Linked DNA regions of Homo sapiens: region 1 is linked to region 2. A link is a contact called in ENCODE Hi-C data. All regions are on one chromosome and are shown on one strand. The core of a region is the stretch at or near the end of the contact, and the rest is flanking DNA. Distances in the headings are between cores, read along the strand shown.

The links. Hi-C counts contacts between places; a loop is a spot of excess contacts on that map. Pooled maps may share reads with other maps.
Region 1: a pooled map shows a loop between it and region 2 (11-fold over the local background). The contact joins the promoter of ING4 here to the promoter of SLC2A3 in region 2. A Hi-C loop is called at or near these places in 5 of 50 pooled maps.

The regions. Positions count from the first base shown.
Region 1 is chr12:6,659,923-6,664,536 of GRCh38, forward strand. ING4 (inhibitor of growth family member 4) reads right to left here and starts at 3,197. Exons shown (of 8, transcript NM_016162.4): 1 at 3,143-3,197. The coding sequence starts at 3,179. RefSeq lists an enhancer at 3,168-3,227.
Region 2 is chr12:7,933,202-7,938,165 of GRCh38, forward strand. SLC2A3 (solute carrier family 2 member 3) reads right to left here and starts at 2,986. Exons shown (of 10, transcript NM_006931.3): 1 at 2,819-2,986; 2 at 609-701. The coding sequence starts at 2,833. RefSeq lists an enhancer at 1,094-2,047 and a silencer at 3,115-3,164.

The sequences.
Region 1 (4,614 bases), core at 1,947-4,446, 1.3 Mb before region 2:
CCGGGCAAAAGAGCAAGACTGTTTCAAAAAACAAAAAAATTAAAAAAAATAATGTGTAATTAGTTATTTGGTATCTGTCTCCCCAGGCCGAACATGGCTATCATATTCTCTCCTGTTTCCATAGTGTTTAGAATTATGACTTGCAAAGAGCAGGTACTCAGTAAATACTTGAATAAATGCATGAATATTTGTCACCCCAGTACAAGAGAAATCTCTTGCCAAGACTCCACCTAAAACTTTAAAAATGCCTCTACTTGCTGGGCACAGTGGCTCACGCCTGTAATCCCAGCATTCTGGGAGGCCAAGGCAGGTAGATCGCTTGATCTCAGGAGTCTGAGACCAGCCTGGGCAATATGGCCAGATCCTGTCTCTATAAAAATTAAATATATATATAAAAAATAAAAGGCCTGGTACGGTGGCTCATGCCTGTAATCCCAGCACTCTGGGAGGCCAAGGTGGGTGGATCACCTGAGGTTGGGAGTTTGAGACCAGCCTGGCCAACACAGTGAAACCTCATCTCTACTAAAAATACAAAAATTAGCTGGGTATGGTGGCGGGCACTGTAATCCTAGCTACTCAAGAGGCTGAGGCAGGAGAATCACTTGAACCCGGGAGGCAGAGGTTGCAGTGGGCCAAGATCGCACCATTGCGCTCCAGCCTGGGTGACAGAGTGAGACTCTGTCTCAAAAACAAACAAACAAACAGAAAAACTAAAATAAAATAAATAAAAAAAAATAAAATGCCTCTACTGTTTAAACCTACAACTTCAGGTCTGCTACCACCAGTTCACAAGACTGAGTCACTGGTGATTTACCAAATCTAATGGTGTTATTAAGCCTATCCTAAAAAATATCTCTGCAGCAGTTGGCATGATCTTTTCTCCGCTGAGTAACTTTCTTTTCTTTTCTTTTGAGGTGTAGTGTCGCTCTTGTCGCCCAGGCTGGAGTGCAATGGCGCAATCTCAGGTTCAAGGAATTCTTGTGCCTCAGCCTCCCAAGTAGCTGGGATTACAGGCGTCTGCCACCACGCCCAGCTAATTTTTGTATTTTTAGTAGAGACGGGGTTTCACTATGTTAGCCAGGCTGGTCTTGGAACTCCTGACCTAAGGCGATCCACCCATCTCAGCCTCCCAATGTGCTAGGATTATAGGCGTGAGCCACCGCTCCCAGCCTTTTTGTTTTTGTTTTTTTTTTGAGGCGGAGTCTCACTCTGTTGCCCAGGCTGGAGTGCAGTGGCATGATCTCGGCCCACTGCAACCTCCACCTCCCAGGTTCAAGCGATTCTCCTGCCTTAGCCTCCTAAGTAGCTGGGACTACAGGGGCACACCACCACACCTGGCTATTTTTTTTATTTTTAGTAGAGACGGGGTTTCACCATGTTAGCCAGGCTGGTCTCGATCTCCTGACCTCATGATCCGCCTGCCTCAGCCTCCCAAAGTGTTGGGATTACAGGCATGAGCCACCGTGCCTGGCCACCAGCCTTTGTTTTTTTTTTTTTTTTTTTTTTTGAGAGGGACACGGAGTCTTTCTCTGTCACCCAGGCTGGAGTGCAGTGGTATGTATGATCTTAGCTCACTGCAATCTTCACCTGCTGGGTTCAAGTGATTCTCCTGACTCAGCCTCCCAAGTAGCTGGGATTACAGTCACATGCCACCATGCCCAGCTAATTTTTTTTTTTTTTTAAAGTAGAGACTGGGCTTCACCATGTTGGACAGGGTGATCTCAAACTCCTGACCTCAAGTGATCTGCCCGCCTTGGCCTCCCAAAGTGCTGAGATTACAGGCATGAGCTACTGTGCCCAGCCTGTCTACCTCACTTTCTAAGCAGGAAGAAGCCACCTTAGATTCTTCCTTCTCTCTCAACCACTCAGTCATTCAGTCAGTCCTTTCATATTTAACTCCTAAATACTTCTGTAACTCCCTAAAATCAGGTTCTTATCTCTGTCCTGGAATGTTATCACTAATTGATCTCTGTTATCAACAATATCATGCTCCAATTTACCATATATTAGTCATTTTCCTCTATAAAAATCATACTCTACTTTAAAATGCAAACTTCTTCGTTTGGCTTAAAAGACCTTGTCCAATCTAGCCTCAGCCTCTTTCTCCAGTCTCCTTTCTCAATTTCTTACCTTAGATTCATAAATATCAAATACGCTGACCTCTGAGTCATAAATATCAAACACCCTTGACCTTGCCACAAACCCATCACAGTACCTTTGCGGATGCTTTCCCCAACCTGGAATTCCTTTTTTCTCTCCTCACTGGCAAATAACCTTCAAGACCCTATTCAAACATCACCTCCGCTGTAAAGCTTTTCCTACATCCCCAGGTAATTACCCCCCTTTTCTCCAGGGTTGCCTACCAAGTGTCCTTTTTAATGTATTTCCATTATCTCACTTGTCACAGTGTTTTATAATTATTTGCAGAATCTGTTTCCTACTAGATCGTGAGCTTCTTGAGGGCAGGAGCCTTGTCTTACTCATTTTTCTATCCCTAGTGCCTGCCATTATGTCTGACCCATAGCAGGACCTCAATAAATATTTGTTGAATAAATGACTCCGGGCCCTAAAACAAATGTAAGCGCACAGAGCAATAGGCTTTCTGCAGGGGTGGTTTACATAAATCGCATAAACACCAGATTTTCATTTGATGGGAATTAGATCTTTACTCCATGAAGAGAAGCGTTCTAGTTCATCATCTGACAGTGGTCACTCATCACCACCACTCTCAACCCCATGAGAAGCCACTTTTGAGGAAGAATGGAGTGGAGGAGAGGTCTTTACCGCTTCTCCAAATGGCAGTGTGTGATAACGATTCTGAACGACTATGGGGAAAAAAATCTACCGAGGCTGGAGACCCTGGAGAATGGGGGCAGCAACTATCTTCCTGGCCATGCACACTAGCCCTTCAAGACACGTCTCTAACCCCCACACCGCACCCCTCCCTCGTCTACACCCATCAGCGGGGCCTCGATCCTGCTGCCCCGCCCCCTCTTTCTCCGCACCCTCCAATATTTCCTGCCACAGAACCGCTTCATAATTGTGACCTTCTCGTCACTGGAACTTAAGGGCTACAGATCCTCTCATCCCTGATCCCCGCACCACTCTGCAGCCCCGACCCCCACCTCCAGCCTGCTCTTACTGTCCAGATAATGTTCCAAATACATCCCCGCAGCCATCTCGAAGCAAAACAAAGCAACTTCCGATCCGCCCCGGAAGTGACTGTAACGCGACAGGGGCCGAAGCCATTTTGCGGCTAAAGCCTTTCCGCCCTTAAAAGGAGAACTTCCGCCCTTAAAAGGAGAACTTCCGCCCTTAAAGGAGAACTTCCGCCCTTACTATATTACCGCCGGTACACATCCGCCCGACACTGAAACTTTTCCTTTTGCATGGTAGCCACGACCGCCCACAGTGAGGCGGCTGTAGCCCGCTTCCGCCCTTACAGACACCCCAGGACGCGACCGAGACAGGTATGACGTCACTGGAGGTCGCCATTTTGCATTCTCTAGCAAACTTTTTTCCCTCCAAAACGGGAATGTATGGTAATCCGTGCAGGGGTAACTGTTCACTTTAGGCTCATATTGCGTAAACATACCTTCTCAGCAACTGGAAGATCCAACTTTTTTTCCCTCTTTTGCAGAATGACTTTTTTCAAGCCAGTTAGTTTCTTAAGGAAGTTGGGGAAGAGTATCAGGCCTTGAGACATTTAAACCGTCTGAATTTCTATTCACTCACACAAACACCATCTCCCCCAGCATTATTTTTTTAACTTGAGAAAGATGATCACCTTTCTACTTATAAATACAAAGAATGACTCATAATAAAGCTATAATTCTGCACATCTTTTGTCAGAGCTCCTGTACGTTACACTAGAATACACTTTCACATATAAAATATTACTTCCTGCCTTGCCCTCTTGCTTTTTTTTTTTTTTTTTTGAGACAGAATTTTCACTCTTATTGCCCAGGCTGGAGTGCAATGGCGTGATCATGGCTCACCGCAACCTCCACCTCCCGGGTTCAAGTGATTCTTCTGTCTCAGCCTCCCGTGTAGCTGGGATTACAGGTATGCACCATCACGCCAGACTAATTTTGTATTTTTAGTAGAGATGGGGTTTCTCCATGTCGGTGAGGCTGGTCTCGAACTTCCGACCTCAGGTGATCTGCCCACCTCAGCCTCTCAAAGTGCTGGGATTACAGGTGCGAACCACTGTGCCTGGCCCCTCTTGCTACTCTCTAAGGGGGAAATCTCGTGTTTTTGTTTTCCTTTTGTTTATATGTGATGTTAGCATCATAATTCTGAAGGGATTGAGGGATGCAGCAGTATCACTACTGGGCTAGTTGGCTAGTTAGTTGCTAGCCATCACTCTAGTCAGCTATGGTAGAGTGATTTCTATGGTTTTCATCAGAATGGGAAGCAGTCAAGGGTATGAGAGGCTGCCAACACACTAGGCTGTCAACACACTGCCAACACAAAGGCCATAACCTAATAGTGGTGTTAGTAAGATAGTATTTTAGAGATAGCTGCCACCCCTCACACTTTTCGTACCCTCACACATCCTTCATAAGAATTACCAATGTCTTACGGCAAGTTTTTAAAGAGACAGACTTTCAG
Region 2 (4,964 bases), core at 1,736-4,235:
AAAGACAAACATTAGGGATCATTTCCTTCCTAGAGAATCAAGGGAATAAATAGACAGGAATGGAAGGGGCAGATAACGTATTGGAATTTATGTTAACTCTCGCTGGAATAGTAATTCTATTTGTCCTGAAAATCCCAGTAGGTGGCAGCACCGATGTTCACAGTCTACCCCAGCCCTCTGCTAAGGGAACCCAGCTTCTTTGTAACTAACCCCTAAGGGATAATACAGGATGTGCATCACTATGAGGTGAAAGAGTGGGAGGAAGAACAGCACCGCCCAGCGTTCCGGGAGTAAGTGAGCTTTGTGCTTCGATTAGATGACCCCACTAATTTTCCCCACCAATATTGTCTCCATCTTCAGTCTTGGACAGGATAGATACAAAGTTTGTCTTAAAATCCCCTAGTTTGGGGAGGGACCCTCACTAACTGTGTTGCTCAGGATGGTGTTTAACTCCTGGACTCAAGTGATCTTTAAGCCTCAGCCTCAGGAGTAGCTGGGACTCCAGGCAGATGCCACCATGCCTGGCCTTAAATTCTGAATTCCTGAAACCCTACTTAAAGGAATAACTTCCCTATTCTAAATTCTAATTATTGTGGCCTGGCACTCACCTTCTCAGGAGCATTGATGACCCCAGTGTTGTAGCCAAATTGGAAAGAGCCGATTGTAGCAACTGTGATGGCAAATATCAGAGCTGGGGTGACCTGGAGGGAGGGAAGACAGAGGAGAGAATAGTCCTTAAAACTTGTGATTGATGACTGTTTCTTATTAATTATGGAGCTGTATTAGGAGAATTTGAGTTATGAGTGGTATGAAAAGAACATCCAATGAGATTTAGGTAATTAATGGGGAAGACAAAGGAATAGATTATACTAAAGAACTTATCTGGAGATAAGAATGTGAAGTTAACTTGGTAAAAATGAAAGAAAATTGGGGAAGGAAGAAGTTAAGAGAAACTGGGTTGGTCAGTTTGGAAATATTTAAAAACTTGCATCAGGCAAATGTAGGCATAGAATTCCACTCACGAACTGGGAGGGCAGAGAAAAAGACAGTCTCGGGTAGGATTACTAAGAATTGACCATTCTGGAAACAAATACAGTGCAGTCTGATCTGTACCCCAGACTCCACGGAAGCCCACTGGTGGTGGTGGAGGGGGTGGTAGTTTGTGTCTTCACTGCTGGGTGGCTCTTTGAGTCTCTTATCTCTCAGGACCATGTAACCTACTGGATCTACTCACTGCATCCTGGCCCCATTTCAGTCTTCGTTTATTAAATACAGTTCTGCTATCCCTAACTCCCGCGCAGGGGAAGAAAGTACTTACTCTGAACCCAACATATAAGGGCGAACCCAACATATAAGAGACATTTCTTAGTGGGGAGAACCGGTCATCTTCACCTTGCCTGGAATAATTCAGCCGGGCGAGACATTTTCCATTTCTACCTTGGGGCAGCTCAATTTTTATACCTGAGGCCAACTTCTACGCCATTCCCCCCCACCCCACCACCCAAAATCCCTTCAACCTTTCATATCTTAAACTCCTTTCCTTTCAGGTCGGGCAGATTAGGCAGCAGGCTGGGAGCTTCAGCAGGAGAAGTGACCTTGCCTGCAGCCTCCCAGATGTCTCAGTCCCAGCTAAGCATCGGTACCCCGGAGGGCCCTGCCAGTGCAATGCTCTGTTAAATCTTTTTCCGTTTAGTAAAAATCTCTTCTGTCTCCTCTCATCATTCACTATCTTTGAGAGCCTTTTCTTCTTTAGTCTCATAATTTTCCATCCCTTTCTTATTTTCCTACATTTTCTTTCTTTCTGCTTTGTAGAGATGGGATCTCACTATATTGCCCAAGGCTAGTCTCAAACTCCAGGCCTCATGTGATCCTCCTGCCTTGGTTTCCCAAATGCTGGGGTTATAGGTGTGACCCACCACACCTGGCCCCTTATTTTTAGTTAAATTTATCTTGGTAAAAAATGCCTTTCTTGCTGCGCGCAGTGGCTCATGCCTGTAATCTCAGCACCTTGGGAGGCCGAGGCCGGCGGATCGCCTGAGGTCGGGAGTCGAGACCAGCCTGACCAACATAGAGAAACCCCGTCTCTACTAAAAATACAAAATTAGCCGGGCCCGGTGGTTCATGCCTGTAATCTCAGCTACTCAGGAGGCTGAGGCAGGAGAATCGCTTGAACCCGGGAGGCGGAGGCTGTGGTGAGCTGCGGTCGCTCCATTGCACTCCAGCCTGGGCAACAAGAGTAAAACTCAATCAGAAAAAAAAGAAAAGCCTTTCTCCCTGCAAATAATGCATATACAACACTCAATATTTTAGTATGTCCTGCACTCACGATTTTAACCCTAATAGGAAGGACAACTGGAATTCTTTCTCCTTAGCATCCACGAACCCCATATGTTATAGGACAAACAGATGGCCAGACCCTGGCCTGTGCCTCCAAACACAGACCTTTTCAAGGTCTAATGCTTCCAGAGAAGTCTTCACACTGGCTCTGAGACCCACACTTGTAATCCATACAACCAAGCAGCCCGATCCTCTAAACACTCAACCATCTCGTCCTCAGTGGCATATGGTTACCTAAAATAAACCTGAGAAGCAAACACAACTTCTCCGGGTGACTTTCCTATGATAAGGTGAACAGAACTGTATGACATTCAAAGAGAACTGATGAAGCGGCAGCAGTGCAGGCTAGAGACGAAATGAAAAGGCCTTAAGATAGCTTGGTGACTTAGGAGAAAATAGAACAAGGAGATTACCATTAATATTTGCCTTTCTGAGTGTATCCCAAACAAGCAAAAATAACCAGTAATTATATCATTCTTACCTTCTGTGTCCCCATCGCTGTAATCTAATTCAAGTCTTCAAGAAAGATCTAGGGGTGATTCCAGAAACAGCTTTTTCAGCCAACAAAACCTTCAAAATGTCCTTCTCAGCAGCAAGTTTTCTCCACGTCCTCAGGAAGGATCCAAAGTCTTACCATTACAGCATCTCTGGGTCTCGCTGGGATCATGACTATTTATAATCTCCGCAAAGGGTGGAGCCTGAAAGGGCGACAAGCCCCCAGCCCCACCCCACCCCACCCCACCCCCCTGAAGCAATCTTGTGATCTCTCGGAATTCTGTGTTATCAGAACTACCCCCGCCCCCGCCCCACAGACAATAACGCCCTCCCTCCCCCCTCTCTTAAAACCACATCCTTCCACTCTCTCCACCCTGGGTTTTTTTTTTTTTTTTTTTTTCAAAAGCTCATCCTTACTCCTTCCCTCTTCTAATAGCAGCTAGAGCCTCTTAGTTTCACAGACAAAATACTACCAGAAAAGCCTGGAGGGAGGGCAAATACACTATTTTATGCTCTCGCATCTGCTTGGGATTAAAACAATCTACAGAGAGATTAGAATAAATCTATCCATACAAAACGAAGTCAAGTGGGTGCTACTATCAGAGATTTAAGGTTGTTAGAAAGAGTGTTAGTAAGAATTCTTGATCCTATGAATTTATAGGCTGGGTCTACAATCTTTTTTTTTTCTTTTTTTTTTGAGACGGAGTACACAATCTTAAAGGGGAGGGAAAGACAGCCTGAGAGAAGAAAATCAGGGAAATAATTTTGCCAGTGTTCCTTTCTTCGCATAATCTCACCTGGAGGGAAGAAAATCTGAATTTCTAGGAGCCAGACCAACTATCAGGGCAGTAGGAATAAGAGGTTCAACTGTTTATGGAATACAATCCATATCCTTTTTTTTTTTTTTTTTTTTTTTTTGATATGGAGTCTCTCTCTGTCGCCCAGGCTGGAGTGCAGTGGTGCGATCTCGGCTCACTGCAACCTCCGCCTCCCGGGTTCAAGCAATTCTCCTGCCTCAGCCTCCCGAGTAGCTGGGACTATAGGCGCCCGCCACCACGCCCCGCTAATTTTTGTATTTTTAGTAAAGACGGGGTTTCACCATATTGGCCAGGCTGGTCTCAAACTCCTGACCTTGTGATCTGCCCGCCTTGGCCTCCCAAAGTGCTGGGATTACAAGTGTGAGCCACCGCGCCGAGCCCTATATTTAATAAGGCATTTGCCATATCACCCATTCTGAATTCTGCATCACTTTCTGCTAGTCTCAAGCTTATAGCATCTAGAAATGCAATAAATACCGAATTCAATTAAGCAGGTATTTGCCGAATACACGCTATGTATCAGGTACTCTCCAAGAAGCTGGTGATTCTTCAGTGAATAATAGAAAAAAAGGCCGGGCGCGGTGGCTCACGCCTGTAATCCCAGCACTTTGGGAGGCCGAGGTGGGCGGATCACGAGGTCAGGAGATCAAGACCATCCTGGCTAACACGGTGAAACCATTCTCTACTAAAAATACAAAAAAAAAAAAAAAAAAAAAAAAAATTAGCCGGGCATGGTGGCGGGCGCCTGCAGTCCCAGCTACTCGGGAGGCTGAGACAGGAGAATGGCGTGAACGCGGCAGGCGGAGCTTGCAGTGAGCCAAGACAGCGCCACTGCACTCCAGCCTGGGCGACAGAGCAAGAATCCGTCTCAAAAAAAAAAAAAAAAAAGAATAATAGGACAAAAGAGTTCTGACCCACAAGTCATTTATAGTGTTTCCCTTCTTCCCTTTTTATAAAGTATAAAAAGGGACTAGGGCAAGTAATTCTCACATAACTGGAAAAGATTATTAATATCCTATTAGTTATGGACTGTGAGTTTCTTGAAAGAAAAGTGTTACATAAGTATCTGATTACTAAGCTATACAAGAAAACTGAACAAGCTAAGCAGGAGAAGAAAATAGGAATGAGAACTGAGGGAGGGATAATCGGGGAGAGAGAAGAGTGGTTCCAGGTTGAGAGTAAACAAAGCAAAACAACTTGGTTTGTGTTTAAACAGCTGGGTAAGTGAGAGATAGTATCTAGGCTTTTTTGGAGGAGGAATATCAACTATCAAATTCCTAATGCCCATTCATTTGTAGCTTGCAACCCTTTCAG